Linked DNA regions of Mus musculus: all the other regions are linked to region 1. The links are chromatin loops, found by intact Hi-C in ENCODE. Cell type or tissue: heart. All regions are shown on one strand.

Region 1 (5,000 bases):
ACATCTGCCTGTTAAAACATTCTTCCCCGTACACCAAATTCTCCTGCTGAGTTACTGTGGACATACATATATGTCACCCTGTTAATGTCAACTGACTAGAAAGATGCACGTGGACTGAAGTATATGGGGACACTACAGGAAACAAAAGTAAATTTGGGGGCCAGGGAGATGGCTCAGCTGGCAAAGTGTTTCCTATGCAAACATGAGGGCCTGAGACTAATCTCTAGACCCATGTTAAAAAATAAAAATAAAAAATAAACAAAAACAAACAAATAAACAAAAAACCTAGGAAGTGGGTGCTTGACAGGTGGCCCAGGCTTGGTGGCATGAGTGCTTGTAATCTTAACATTGGGAATGCTGAAACAGGCGAATGCCCAGGGCTTGCTGGCCAGCCAACCCTATCCCAAAACAACAAGGTGGATGGCACCTGAGCACATCTGAGGCTGATCTCTGATCTCCACATGCACGCACACACATCTGCACACACATATACTCATATACTAAGTAAGGAAGCTATAGTTTTGGCACTGACTCTCAACCTCAGGAGCAAGTCCTCGGAAGGTCCTTTTACTCTCTATTCAGGACAAACACACACATACATAATGTTTTATAGTATATATTATATATGGACTCAAGGGCCAGCCTACATTAACCTTCATAATTTTGTGTGAAATATATTCTAAGCATCCCAAGGCAATGCACTGTTGATTCTAAGATGTAAATTTTCCCTGAACACTCAACATCTCTGAAATTGAGCTGTGTTTGTCACGGAATGATGTGCTGTAGTTCTAACAGGCAGCATCCTTTCCATATTGATAGTTAAGTCTAGGTCTCCCATTCAGTGGCATCTAAGGTTTGCTTAACCATTGTAAACTAAGATTGCCCTGGTGTCCCTTTCCCAGCAGGTCACAAGTTCAGGAAACTCAGCAGTGACAGGGCTAGAATGAGGGCAGGAATCCTTTCCAAATACTTGAGAAAAATATAAGAAACAGTTTTAAAACTCTTTACATCCCAGTTGTCTGCACTGGTGTGTAAGTCACAGTCCAGACTGTGAGCTTCCTGAGGGCAGGGGTTCAGTCGGATACATCAATTTCCCAGGGCGCTGCACATTTACCAGTTTTCAGTGAGTGCAATTAACCGAGACTGTGGTTAAAACAGGTAAGTTGACCCCACCAGAGGCCAGCTCAGGCCACCAATGGTCAAGATGCTGCCTATCCAGATCCATAATCCCCAACGCTGGGATTTGGCCACTAAAGTCACCACTCACCAGAACATCCCTGAAGAGTAACTGCGGCCCGGAGTGCACGGTCCAGTCCACCGCGCCACTATTTGGAATCTTGATCCGAATCACCAGCACCTGGTTCTCCATGGCACAGAAGGGGCCAAGGGCCAGCCACAGCATTACAGGTTAAAGGGTCTCACATCCTGGGGCGAGGGGTACCGACCTGCCCCTACTTAGGAGGAGCCCCAAGAAGTGACAAGGGGAACGATAGACAGAAGGCAGGCGATAAATAGGGAGCAAGAAGATGGGGAGAAGTGAAGAGGAGCGATCAGGAGGGAGCTTGCAGGCCCAAAACCAGGCCCAGGTCGTGTGGAGTGTCCCTAGGAGAGGATGCACTGTTGGGGGACCGGCCAAGAGGAATTAGTAGAGAGCGGAAGGTCCTGGAGTTACAAAAGTGGACAAAACAGAACCCACAAGCATTCTGTAGTCCTTGTGAGTAAGAGGAGACAGCGGAGCAACGGCCTGGTTTAAGGCAGGTACAGTGGCCAGGGTCCTGCCGTCCTGAGTGTCTCGGTGGGCAAGGGGACGGTGGCCGGGCGCCGCGGGCTGGGTCGGGGCTGTTTCGGAGGTGCACCGGTGGCGCCTGCCCTCCAACCAGGCAGGGGGGCCCAGGGCCGCGGGGTCAAGGGGCGGGTCCCGGACCGCAGCCGGAACCGGAGGGCGCGGCGCGTGCAGGATCGTCCGACTGAGGCCCGCGTCCCGGCAGCGGAGGTGGCGGCGAGAGGAGGAGGAAGGCGGCCGTTAGACCGCTGTTACTCCGGAACCAAAACGCGATGGCGCCGGAACCCGGGGAGCCGACATGTGGGACCCGCCTCCTGGGGCGCCATGTTGGAAGAGGGCAGCTGGGGCGGAGCAGGGATCTCGTGCTAGGACTGGCTGACTTCCATCTCTTCAGGTAGTGGTAAAGGAGCCTAGAAAACCCAGGAAGACACGGATCTACGGCTGGGGGCTGTCCGTAAAACAATTTAAGGTTTGATCATGCAGAAAAGGCGGTGAAGGACAAGACGGCAGCACCAGCTTGTCAAGTTATATACCTTTTACTATCCGCGGGTTTGTTACATTAAATCGGCAAGAGCCAGGCAAGACCTTTTTATTAAAAAAAGAAAAAAAAAAAAAAAAGCATGTTTTTATGCCCCTTCTTCCAATTAACAGTTCCAAAATACCACTATTTTTTCTCCCACGTTAGCAAAGTGTGCATGAATTTTTCAGTGAGGTCCTTTACCCTAACCAGTGACCTACAGTACCAAGCAATCTCCTACTCAAAAGCAACAGTAAAGAAACTCAATGGAGAGCGCTTAACTGCCTGGGGACAGCTGTATTTCTGGCATCATAATATCTTATTCAACCGTTGCAAAAATATCCCGTCTGTTCCATATATTTTCAGCTAAATTGCAGTGTTTATGCAGTCAGTGATAGCAGGGCAGTAGCCGTAAACCTTGGTTATTTTTAAATGCCTTGTTACCTCACATTTTAAAGTGCATAATCCTGTTGATCTATGTGTCTATACAAAAGAATTGCTTACAAATGGCAACGTGTAGGTAGGCCCTTTATTTGTAATTAAATTATGCTATTATCTCTACCTTTTGGGGCTGATTATGCATAAACATAGTGCGTGGGGTGGTGGGACCAGTGTCCACTTTCCCCGGAATAAACAGATATGTGATTAATGTAAGAGGAGGAACAATTAAATGTTGATCATTTTCAATGTAATACCAAAATTTGTGGCATAATTTCCTCTACTTGGGCTTTTTTCCTGTTGCATTTGAAAGGCCATTGTAGGAGATAAATGACCATCTTTTAGTTATTATTCCTTAATAGCTTAGGTAGGAATTCACGTAGACCGATTCTCCAGGTACTGTTGGAACTACCCCTTTGTAACTGCTCTTCAGTGCTAAAGAAAAATTCACTATTTTGCCATGTACTTCTTAATCTAAACTTTATTTCTATTATTAAGGAAAATTAACTACAAAACTAGAGATTTTCTATTAACCTATGATTTGTTAAAACGTCTTTTTAAAAATTCATAGTACCATAGGGAAAACCAACACCATTTGCCAAATTTGCATGTATATTCTGAAGCACTTTTTTAAATATATGAATGGCAGTCTCTCAGCTTCCCAAATATCTAAAGAGCAAATATAATCACATTTCAACTTTTTGTAGCCTTTACATAGCATGAAATCTTAAGACTTTATTATTTGAGCAGAGTTTCACAGAACTATTAACATTCAAAAGTACCTCTTTGTTAAGTAATATAAACACCACCGTCCAAATTAAAGGGATATATGTTTATGATCTTAAAGTTTTTGCACATAGTATTTTCTTTTTAACAGTAGACATAAGTAGCCACACAAGTTCTGACTGAGGTAGTTTGGTAGCCATAAAGTACTTTAATTGTAGTAGAAGGTTTATGCTTGTTTCTTTCCTACTTAAAGGGGGTTAAAGTTTGGATTGGAAATGTCCCCCATATGCTCAAGCCTTGCTTGTCCGTCAGTGGCACTGCCAGGAGACGATAGAATCTAATGTTGGGTCAGTGAGAGTAAGATAGGTTCTTGGGGGCATATTATACGACGTTATTGGGACCAGTGCCCTTCTTCCTTCTTCTGTTTCTTGTCAGCCATGAAGAAAACACCTTTACTTCCTGCCTTTTCCCACACACTCGCTGATGTGTGGAAGTCTGCCTAACCACAGGCCTAGAGATCATGGCCTAAAATCTGTGAACTTATGAGGCAAAATATATACCTCCTCCCCCCTACTTATAAGTTGCTTATCATTGAAAACTGACACATGAACCAGTTGTGGTGGCAAATGCCTTTAATCCCAGCACCATGAGGCAGACTCAGGCAAATCTCTGTGAGTTCGAGGTTAGCCTGGTCTATAGTCTATAGAGAGAGTTCCAGGACAGCCAGGGCTACACACAAAAATCCTGTCTCAAAAAAACAAAACAAAACAAAACAAAAACCCAAAAAACAAAATAATAAAAGGAGAATGAGACAATGATTAGCACAGAGGACCTGCTTCTAAATGACTATGATAGAAAGTTTCTCTCTAAATTCTGATGGAAGAAACACAAAAATGAATAAAATATATCAGATGGTGGTAAAAGCAAGGAGAAATGGGCCCAGAGGGAATATGGGAAGGAAACACTGAAGGAGATGCTGCTGACTGCCCTGGTAAATCCTTACTTGTGTGTAACCTTAACTGAAAAGAAGGTGTTTCTGAAAATTAGGTGTTATGCAGTTTGAATGAAAATGGCCCCCATAAACTCATAGGGAGTGACACTCTTGGGAGGTGTGGCCTTGTTGGAGGAAGTGTGTTAATGGGGGTGAGCTTTAGGGTTTCAGAAGTCCAAGCCAGGCCCAATGTTGCTCTCCCTTTCTGCTGCCTGCACATCTGGATGCAGAACTCTCAGCTCCTCTCCAACACAGTGTCGGCTGCATGCCTTCATGCTTGTCCCTATGATGACAATGGACTAGTCCTCTGAACCTGTAAGCCAGCCCAATTAAATATTTTTTTAAATAAGAGTTGTTATGGTCGTGCTGTCTCTTCATAGCATAGAAACCCTGAGACAGATATCGACTGGTTTTTAATGTACGTTAATTGTGATAAAACACACATAAGATCAGATTTTCCCTTTTTAGGTATATACTTCGGCACTGTTTAAGTTCGTTTGTATTGTCACACAATCAATTTCTAGAACTTTTCACTTACAAAAGTG
Region 2 (5,000 bases), 84 kb before region 1:
TCTTAATTCTATCTTAATAAAAAGTGTTTTAATGTAACTGAAGTTATACAGATCTCAAAGGATGCACGTTCACAAGAGTGAGCTGTACTGGGATTACAAACCCATGCTTCCTAACCGGTGTCCATTACACTACCTATGTGGTTATCAAGGGTATGTGTTTGTGTGTGTGTACCTGTGTGTGTTTATGGTGTGTGTATATGTATGGTGTAACTGTGTATGTTTATGTGTGTGGTATATATGTGTTTACCTAAAGAAGTTGAAAGGTGTGCCTATGTGTGAGTGTGCATGTGTGTAGTGTATATAGATGATGCATGTGTATGGTATGTATATGTGTGATGTGTGTGGGGAGTGTATTGTGTAGAATATGTGTGGTGTGTGTGTATATGTGGCTGCATGGTGTGTATACATAAAGAAGTAAAAACGTGTATGCATTTGTGTATGTATGTATGTATGTATGTATGTGTAGTGTGTGTATGTATGTATGGTGGTATATTTCTTGTGTGAGTGGTGCACATGTGTGGTATGTATGTATGTGTATGGTATGTCTGTTTTGTGTGTGCATGTACCTAAGAAAGTAGAAAGGCACATATGCTACATTTTAATGGAGGCTAGATACTGAAACTGACCTTGTAAAAGGTGGGAACGTGTCCAAATTTACAATACATTAAAAAAAGAGTAACAATGACATTTCAGTGAGAGGATTTCCAGAGCTCTATATCCTGTCACAATATTCAGATCAAGGGAGTGCTGCTGATGGCCATGAATGAGAAGCAGAGGAGGACAGGCCTGACGTCCAAACAGAGCCAAACGCAGCTCGGCTAAACAGCTGTGTTGAAAAACAATTTCTTGTCTAGCAATTAAGAACCTATTTCTTTCTGAAAGACACAGGACATTGGGTTAATAGATTTCTTTAGAAGAAAATCTGTTTTGGTGACTGAAACATTAAAAGAACAGAGCATCTGTTCCCAGCAAAGGCAGGCTGCACAGAGGCAGCAGGGACCTCGCGCCGACTGGACCCGAGTGCAAATTTTTAGTAAAAGGAGATTAACTTGCATTCTTGTTATTACACTCAAGCTACAAATATCTAATAGCAGGAACCCTAACAGAAGAGAACTGCCAGTGTAAAGAAGGCAGTTGTTAACACATGCCACTCACTCCAAAGTGGAATGGACATCTGTGTCAAGACTACATTTACGTCAATCGATTCAAAAAATCATTTTTAATGTAGTTTAAAGGGAACAACTCACCATCCATGAATTCTGTACAAATTGAAATCCTGTTTTCTACGAAAAATGCCCCGTAAAATCCTATGATATACGATGAGTCACACTGTAACAAAAATAAGACAAAAGTAGTTTAACACCTAGATGCTGACACCATGTGCATTTACATAGATAAAAGTGACCAAGAAAAAAATACCTTATAAAGGATTTCCAGCTCAGACATGATCTGCTTCTGAAGCTCCAGTGTAATGTCTAACAGAATAACCTGAAGAGACACAGCAGCGTCAACACATTCGTCTACCTTAAGTTACATAGCACGTGAGATACAAGAACTAAAGAAATACCGTGCTTTCTTTATGCAGCATCCCCATAACCCCAGCACCAAAAAAAAAAAAAAAAAAAAAAAGCTGTCTCTGAAGCTAAGCCTCTGCGCTGGAGGAGGCGGTACAGAGGTGATTGATGGAACCCTGGAAGGAGCCAGGTCTCAGAGGTCAGCATTAATGGCTTTAAAAGTCAGTTAAGTTATAACACTCAATTTATGTGCCCTATTTGAGCCACACCGGCTATTTTCAGAAGAAGATCATTAAAAGAGCAGAGCCCTGTGAGCAGGCACTCGGAGATAAGCAGAGGGGATGGTAAATAAAAGAACATTTTAAAATGGGATTTTCAGAAATAAAAGAAATGGGAGTTTAAAAACCCTGTCACCTTACTTCCTCCCATGTGGGTAATGTTTCTTTATAAATGCTGACAGACTTGAGAGCTGGAGAGGTCCTCACGTCACCTGACTCCCACGCTTAGCCAGGACCTCCTGACGGGTTGTGGTTTTCCTTAAGTATCTGCCACCAAGGTGGATTTTATAACACAGAAATGTCCAAGTATATGAACTTAACGCTCTTGCCCAGGGCAGGCTCGAGTTTAATTCAAAGACTTTCCTCTTCCCTTAGGCAGCTGTGTGCACTGGGGACTGATCTGGAACCTTCTCACGAGTGCAGGTACCAAGAGTACCCTACCAAAGAGTCAGAACCCCACCCGGCTCAACGACTAAGTACTTCAGTGAAACCACGTTTTAAAAAACCTTTAAAAAATATATTTGTAAAAGGCAGTAAGAACATAAAATAGGTGGAGAAGAATCCTTAAGAACTGTAGCAGAGTTTGATTGTAAACACTTCTGAGTAAAGCCTAACCGTCAGGACTGCTACAGCAGTCAATCCACACCTTACAGTGCTGAGTTACAGTTCCGATCTCAGACGGGGACCATGTATCATTATACTGAATAAAGCAAAAAACGGGAGTTATGTAAACCACAAGGAAAGAAAATGACTATTCTAATATCCCTCTTTCTAATGGTAGCAGTCACGTAAGTAAGAAGTAAGGCTAAGGCTGCACATGGCTAGCCAACGCTTTGGAGTTGATGGCAATTTCCGAGACCTTATCTGTCCCTTGAACAAGAACCTTGCTTGAGTTCCCATGATGTGGAGTAAGCTGCAACTCTGGAGTTCCTGCTAACCCTCCTCTCATCCTTCCTACACAGCTGCCTTCCGGCCCACCCTAGCGGCCGTGCACATGTTTCCTCCTTCCACTCCACAGTCACTGATTATGAAAGCTGGTTTGACCTTTTAGACCCAGCTTGAATGCTTCACCACCTCCAGACACCTACCTCAGAATTCATCTCTGACTTGACCCTTATTCATCTTTACCACAACTGGCTTTAATGCCCCAGCATCTCCTAAAAGCTGCCAGAATGGCCAGGGCAAGGCAGGGTTTGAGTAGCCATGACTCCTTAGCACCCAGGACAAAGCCTCAGAGCAGCACCCAGTCACTGAGATGGACCTGATTAAAGTGTTCCTTACAAGCAGTATTCCAGATGTGCTGTTATCCAAGGGAAATGGATCGTGTGATGTCTGCCACTAAACCAAAAACCAAAGATGCAAACACCAAAACAAACCAAAGTGCCACACTAACCAAAACTCGACTAGGACTGATGAATTCGTGAGGCTCACCCACTGGTCTGATTGGTTTGGATCTCTCGAGACTTGCTGTAGTCCAGAGCACTGGGAGTCCATAACCCCCGAAAAGCAAATCAGGTCATTTCTACAAATTCCAGAGAGGAAGACCACTCCATGCTGTCACAGCGCATGTGCACGAGCTCTGTTTTCTGGGAGCTTGGCATTTCGTGAGAGGTAAACTCCCTTCCCCCGGGCATTCCTGCCAGTGAGCTTTAAAAATGCTAAAAATAAACCAGACCAATTCTTCCTCTGAAAGCTAGGGAGAAAATTACAGCGAGTGTGGATTTTTCCCTTTGAAGCTCCAGCACAGTGTGGACTGCCTGAATCTTCTCTCCTCAGGCTGAGCCAAGTGCTTAAGAGGGAATGAAGAGAAGGAGCTGGAAGCAGCTCTGGGAGGAAGGGTTCAGCCAGGATGGAGGTCCCTGCCTGCATTCTCACCGCTCTCTCTCTCTCTGCTACATCTCCCGGACAGGACGCGCAAGGATGCGCTGTCAAGTTAAATACAAGCAGTCAAGTGACTGAATTATAATTTACTCTGTGCTCAATTTAAATTAGTGTGAGACTATTAAAATATACAGTATAAATACGGCAATTCATCACGAGCTGTCATGGATGACTTCATTTATTTGCTGGAGTGGCATGCGCTCTACTAAAGGCAAGGAGAACAAAATCACAGGTCAAATTAAGCCACTATTCTGTTTTAATTCACTTATTTAATCTGTGGAGACATAATTGTCTTTTACAGTATGTACAACTCAGAAAGGAAATTTGGGAGGATTACAGCCAGGATACAAATGATTAATCAAATGGTCCATTTAAATGCTGCTTTAAAAGCTGCAGAAATCCAAAGCACTCCAGGAATGATACTCAATGCATGCTACATACACAGCTAAGAAATCCCGCTAGATGGATTCTTTTCCAATCAGAAAACAATCCTGGGGAGTCCAGTAAATTCCCTGAGCTTTACTACTGGAAAGATTTTACAGAGGCAGTAATGGAAGAGAGAGGTTCTGCTTCTAGATGGCTAGCAGTATTTGTGTTTGTTTTCTGCTCTACTTATTTGCAATGGTCTTGCTACCTATACCAAACAAACAAAAGCTGGTCAAATCCGAGCTAGCAAGTGTGCAGGTGATTATCAGACAGTATCTAACATGTGGTTAGCATAATTTTCTAAATGTGCTGTGTGAAGCAGAAAATTTTCTAGATTGCATGGTATAGACACATTTCTATTTTTCCTAAAATGATCTTCCTTTTAAAAACAAAAACTTGTAAAGTTCTCTTATCGTATCTCAGATCAGAGAAAAGAAGAGCAGCAATGTGTTGTTTGTCTGTGAAAAAGAGGCCTCAGTCGGGAATGTATAAAAATTGGGAAAGCTATGAGTAGGGCTCTCACCAAACCGGCCCCCAGACAGCCTCAGTGTGGTCCAATAGACCACTGCCTTGCAGAATGAGATCCCCCTTGGCTCTAGGCTGGCAGCAGGGCCCTGCAGGTGAATCTGCTCAGACAAGGACTAAGATTTGCTGCTCTGCACGGTCCCCCTGTGACACCAGGCAACTGGGGTCACTGAGAGGTTCAAGTGACATGCTTCAAGTCACACAAAAGTCAAGAGAGGGTCAGGAAAAGATCAAATGCACTTCTGAGTCTTAACCTTCCATTTCACCCTTTAAAATAACAAAGGAAGCAAAGAAATATTCCGGGGGCAAGTAACGGTCCATACAAAGGCCATTAAGGGAATTTTGTATGCTGTTAAACCTATTTTCAGAATGTTAC
Region 3 (5,000 bases), 570 kb before region 1:
ACCCTTTATTTAGTCCCACATATTTAGTTCCTCCTGTTGTGCTGACCCCCAACCATAAAATTATTTTTGTTGCTACTTCCTAGCTGTAATTTTGCTGTTATGAATCATAACAGGATACCTAGTATGGGACTCCTGTAAAAGGGGTCACAAACCACAAGTTGAGAACCAATCTACTTGGTTTCCTAAGAGGTTATAAAAGCTTTTAGGTAGAATACAGTGTGATGGTTTATCAACTACATGGATCCAGCTCAAATACTACCTCCTCTGTCAAGCCTTGATTCTCTACCACCACAAAGCTGAAGGCTTCCTCTTCCTCTGTTCTCTCAGCAGCCTCAAGGACTCTTATTAGCCTAAATGGCAGATTATCTGTGATTACTAATGTTTGATTCTCCCCTCCCTTCTCAGCAAACTGTCAGCCTCTACAATGGAAGTCTCATTTGTCTCTGAATACAGACCCCTACCAAAAGCTTAGCACACAGTGGATGTCTGACAACTGTCTGTCTGCTTTAGAATTTCTTAATCTCACTAGTTTGTGCAGAATGGTGAACAAGATATTCAGGTACACAGGCTCAAAACTGCATTTCCAATCACGTCAGGAATCAGGCGGAGGGGTACTTGTTTGTTCTGATACAGGGTCTATGCAGCACTAGCTGGCCTGGAACCTTTATATACCAAGCTGACCTCAAATTTACATACGTTTCCTACTTCCCAATGTTGGGATTACAGGCCTGCATCACCACACCTGGCATCAGGTTCTTTTCATTGTCACCTCAAAACAGCTTTCTCGTCCATGATCTAAGACAGCAATGGCCAGAGCCTTTCTAAATTTGTGAGAAAACTAATTTCTTCCTGACAGGTTCTCTTATCAACCCAGATCTCAACAAGCTCCATAGCAACAGCTGCTACTACAGGGACTCATTCCTAACTTAATAGATATGAATGTTTACATAGTGGGGCCATCCTGCTTCAGGCATAGGTAAAGTTGTGAGATGCTGGAGATCTCTAGGACACAAAGCCAAAGAATAGGCATGAATCAGGTTGCCATCTTTGCTCATCTTCCTACTATCTACACTAGAACCAAATATAAGCTATGACCCAGGGGCTGGCATTTCATTAGAATACAACAGTCCAAATCATTTCCCTCTCATTTAAAACTGACTCAAAAGCTTTTATGGTTTAAGGAGGAAAAAAAAAAAAAAAAAAAACAAACAAAATTTAACATTCATCTTTAAAAAAAAAAAAAAAAAAAAAAGATGCTTTAAAGCCCACACCTATAATGGAAGCTAAAGCAAGAGGTTGGGGGATTCCAGGTCAGCCTGGGCTATGCAGCAAGACCTGGTTTTGGAGACCAGAAGTAGCAAAGAAGAAGGGAGGGAGGGAGGGAGGGAGGGAGGGGCTAGAGAATATAAGAATGCTTCCAAACAGGCTTTTTTGGTCAGGCAGTTTTTACTAACCAAAACTAAATTGCATTTCTATACGTAGATTCCACCTACTGCAAAAGAAAATGCTAAACTAGTAATAGCTTATTCATTTACAGGTCAACAAAAACCAATGTAAACAAAGCAAACTGAATACAGCTATATTATGCCAATCATTCCGCAATCGTTCAGCACAGGAAAAAAAAAAAAGGTATCAAACGTGACGACTCTGTTATCTTCCTCCGCCCCCCAAAAATATGTACAATTAACCTCAAATGAAAAAAAATATTAGAATAATAGTAAATAGTAAATTTTTGAACAATGTTAAGTGTTTGTGAAACCTTCCCACTGTATCACCCTATACATGTAATTTAGCAATGGCGTAACTTCTACGCCAGGCCCAGAGCCACCTGTACAGCCAAAAATATTGGCCAGCATTGTGGGAGAGTCAGAACCGTGCCTAGAGATGCCCAGCTGCATGACAAGATTCTAGGGGCTTATTTTAACAGATAGTCCCACGACCTGCTTGAGGCTCGATCCGACCACGGGAGGGGGGGAGCGGGAGGAGAAGGGATATGGAGAGGTTAAATGAAGCATCAAAAGGTCCTCAATTTTAATTGTTGATCTCGTTAATTTCCGATCTAGGTTACTACGCCAGTGCTGATATAAAGATACAAAAACCTAGATGGGCAGCCACCACTCCGACAGTGCGTGTTCGCTGACTAATGAAGACTATAGATCTCAAGACCCAGGGTGTGGCTACCACCTACAGGGGGAAAAGGGTAGGAGTCGATAAGAAAAGGCAGCAAAGCATAGCTCTGGGAGACGAGGTGGGCATCAATGGGGGTGAAGGGATATGAAAAAGAACTGAGTCCACACATGAAAACAGGGTTAATGAAGGATGAGAGGATCCAGGGCTTGGGAGGCCCGCGCGCGTCGGAGGGAGGATGGAGTTGGGATGTACCTACCCGTCGAAGCGGACGGTGCCGGTCTGCTGGGTCTGCACACGGTAGTGTTCTAACAGCAAGCGCACCACCTTGGCGTGCCCATTGCGGGCTGCGATGATGAGGGGTGTGGAGCGCTGTCCTCCCTGCTGACTGACATAGCCCAGCAGGTAGCGGATATCGCTCTCTGACCGGTTAAGGAGCAAGGCAGCCAGAGTGAGCACCTTGCCCTCGCTGGCCGCCTTGTACACATAGCCAGCCAGGCCCTCCATGGCCGCCGCCAACTCCAACACCCGTTTGGTCGCCACCGCTGCTGCTGCCTTGCGCCCCCGGAGGCCGCGTCCACCAGCACTTCAGACCCGGGCCCTCACAGCCCATTCAACAGGGCGCCGCCGCCGTGTCCAGGCAGCAGCGCGACCCAGGGAGGGCGGAGACGCAGAGGTGGCCGAGCACCGCCGGAGGCACAAGTGGGACCCGGCCCGGGCGGGGAGAAGGACGGTCAGGGCCGCCCCCGAGGCCCCAGGCACCGGCCCTGGGCCGAGGGGATCTCCATGGCGGCCGCCGCCCCGGGTCTCAGGCCGCCTCCTTCCTGCGGGCTGCGACAGGCGCGCGCCCGAGCTACGGGTCGCCGCTGGGGTCTCGAGAGGCCCGCGCACGCCCTGGATAGCGAGCGATGTGCACGCCTGCCCGCGCCGGGCCGGAGGGTCTGGAACGGCCTCCACTTAGCTCCTCGCCGCAGGAAAACCGCGGGCACTCGCCCACCGGCGATCGAAAGGGTCCGCTGGCGAGCGGGGCTCCCGTGAGCCGCGCGTGGGTGTTCGCGGACCGCGCCGGCAGCACCAGCACCGGAACTTAGGGCGGGAGGAAAGCAGCCGCCGCAGACGGAGCCGAAGGGAGGGAGGGAAGGCAGGAGTGGGAGGGACGCTTAAGTAGGTATTGCTTCCTAAACCGACCGGCGGGCAAACGAGGCTATCCTAAAGAAAGGTTCCGCTGTGCGCAGTTAGCTGAGCTCTGATGCGGGTTTGAAAGTCCCTAGTGCCCTTGACGCAAGTAGCCATCTCGCCCCCACAGGACCCTAGGATGCTTAGTCAAGGCTGGGGGCGGAGAGAAGGCTACTGAATCTACGGGCTAGAAAGCACATCCAGTTTTATGATTATTACTGTGGGATACTGTCTGCCAGTGATTCACGCGCGGGGGCGCGAGGTGGGGGCCACAGGAAAAGGGGAAAGAGCACCCAAAAGATCCATTTTTGAATAAGGGCTATTATGAGCCTCCGAAATTTGGGAGGGCGAGAGCCGCTTCACTGAAAAGCAACTGAAAGCCTCACCAGACCTCCCAGGAAAGGGGATTAAGTGTGTAAGATAAAGAGCTAAGAGGCAGCAGTCATAGCCAGATGGAACCAGTCTCTAGTCCTGACCCTGCAGAACCTCCGCTGTCTCACTTACACGTCACAGAATTGTTAGGATTTGAAAAGAGCATTTATCCAAAGAATGCTATAAGCCATTCACGTACAAGGCTTTGGTTAGCATCAGAGATTTCTTCATCTAGGCTAGGCCTTTCTCTCCTGGGGCTTGTGTGGTTGTGTGGAGAAAGCAGACAAATAAATGATGTAGAGTTGTTGGATTCATGTCATTACTATGAAACAAGGGCTATGGGTGTGGACTAGGAGACTTCGCCTGGGTGGTCAGAGAAGTCCTCTGTAACAGGTGCCTGAAACAGAGGCTGGACAATGGAAATAGTTCAAAGATCCTGAGCAGAAGACAGATGGTGAGCTCAGAACAGAAGCAGTGTGGCTGCTGACTGTAGGAAGAGTTCTAAAGGATTAAGTCAGCAGGATGCAAGTCATGTGGCCCAGTGACCTATGCAAACGGTTTGGTTTACTCTGGGATTGCATTTAGGGAGTTTTAAATAGAAAAGTGACAAGATGGCGCTTTTTTTTTTTTTTTTAAGATCACATGCATGCTCCCTAATGTGTGCAGAACATAGCCCAGGAAGCAAGAGTTTAGAAGTTCAAAGGCCAGTTAGGAGAGGCTGGGATTAAGTGGAGGATAAACCACTTCTCAGATTATCTCCTAAAACAGTTACCTATTTTCAGATCCCTATGCAAATGTCGGGGGGAGGGGGCTTACACTATTAAAAAAAACAGTCTTGGAAATAAGAACTGAAGATAAGATTTCCTTTTTAATATTTATTTCTGTATTTTATGTATTCGGGTTCTGTGTCTGCATGAATGCCACTGTGCCTTCAAAAGAAATTATCAGGTCCTACTAAAGATTGGTTGTGGGCCAGCATGTAGTGGAAGAGAATTGAACCTGTATCCTCTGGAAAAGCAACCACTGAACCATCTCTTAAATCCCTAACTTCTGCTGACATAACTAGTAGAAGGGAAAGCTGGCCTGTTTTTGCGCTGGGACTTCAGGTTGTAAGAAAATCAAGTGTTTTTTAGGCTGTGCTGGCTAGTTGTGAAGGTTTTGAAGGGGAGTGGTTTTTTGTTTTGTTTTTGTTTTGGGAGGCTTGGAGGCTGTTTTGTTGTTGTCTTCTGTTTTTGTTTGTTTGTTTCCTGTCAACTTGACAGAAGCTAGAGTCATCTGGCAAGGCAGAATGTCAGCAGAAATAAAACACCTCCCTCAGATTGTCT

The links. A loop is a pair of places that touch in the nucleus more often than their neighbours do. Peaks named below come from ENCODE experiments on the same cell type or tissue, not always from the same donor. Only the 100,000 strongest peaks of a DNase experiment are listed, where the experiment ranks them.
Region 2: it touches region 1 in a loop (2.1-fold over the local background); 2 of 42 quality-filtered maps call a loop at or near these places.
Region 3: it touches region 1 in a loop (2.1-fold over the local background); 4 of 42 quality-filtered maps call a loop at or near these places.

Annotation. Positions count from the first base shown.
Region 1 is chr9:63,375,856-63,380,855 of GRCm38, forward strand. It overlaps Map2k5 (mitogen-activated protein kinase kinase 5), which reads right to left and starts at 2,047. Exons shown (of 22, transcript NM_011840.3): 1 at 1,268-2,047. The coding sequence starts at 1,402. In heart, no CTCF peak of the experiment used is centred here; a DNase peak (open chromatin) is centred at 2,076; H3K4me3 peaks cover 2,507 bases; H3K27ac peaks cover 1,712 bases.
Region 2 is chr9:63,292,277-63,297,276 of GRCm38, forward strand. It overlaps Map2k5 (mitogen-activated protein kinase kinase 5), which reads right to left. Exons shown (of 22, transcript NM_011840.3): 10 at 1,420-1,488; 11 at 1,248-1,329. It overlaps Gm39355 (a long non-coding RNA gene), which reads right to left and starts at 499. Exons shown (of 2, transcript XR_870847.2): 1 at 1-499. In heart, no CTCF peak of the experiment used is centred here; a DNase peak (open chromatin) is centred at 2,765; H3K27ac peaks cover 253 bases.
Region 3 is chr9:62,808,672-62,813,671 of GRCm38, forward strand. Fem1b (fem 1 homolog b) reads right to left here and starts at 2,977. Exons shown (of 2, transcript NM_010193.4): 1 at 2,387-2,977. The coding sequence starts at 2,634. In heart, a CTCF peak has its summit at 2,737; DNase peaks (open chromatin) are centred at 2,990 and 3,260; H3K4me3 peaks cover 3,752 bases; H3K27ac peaks cover 2,198 bases.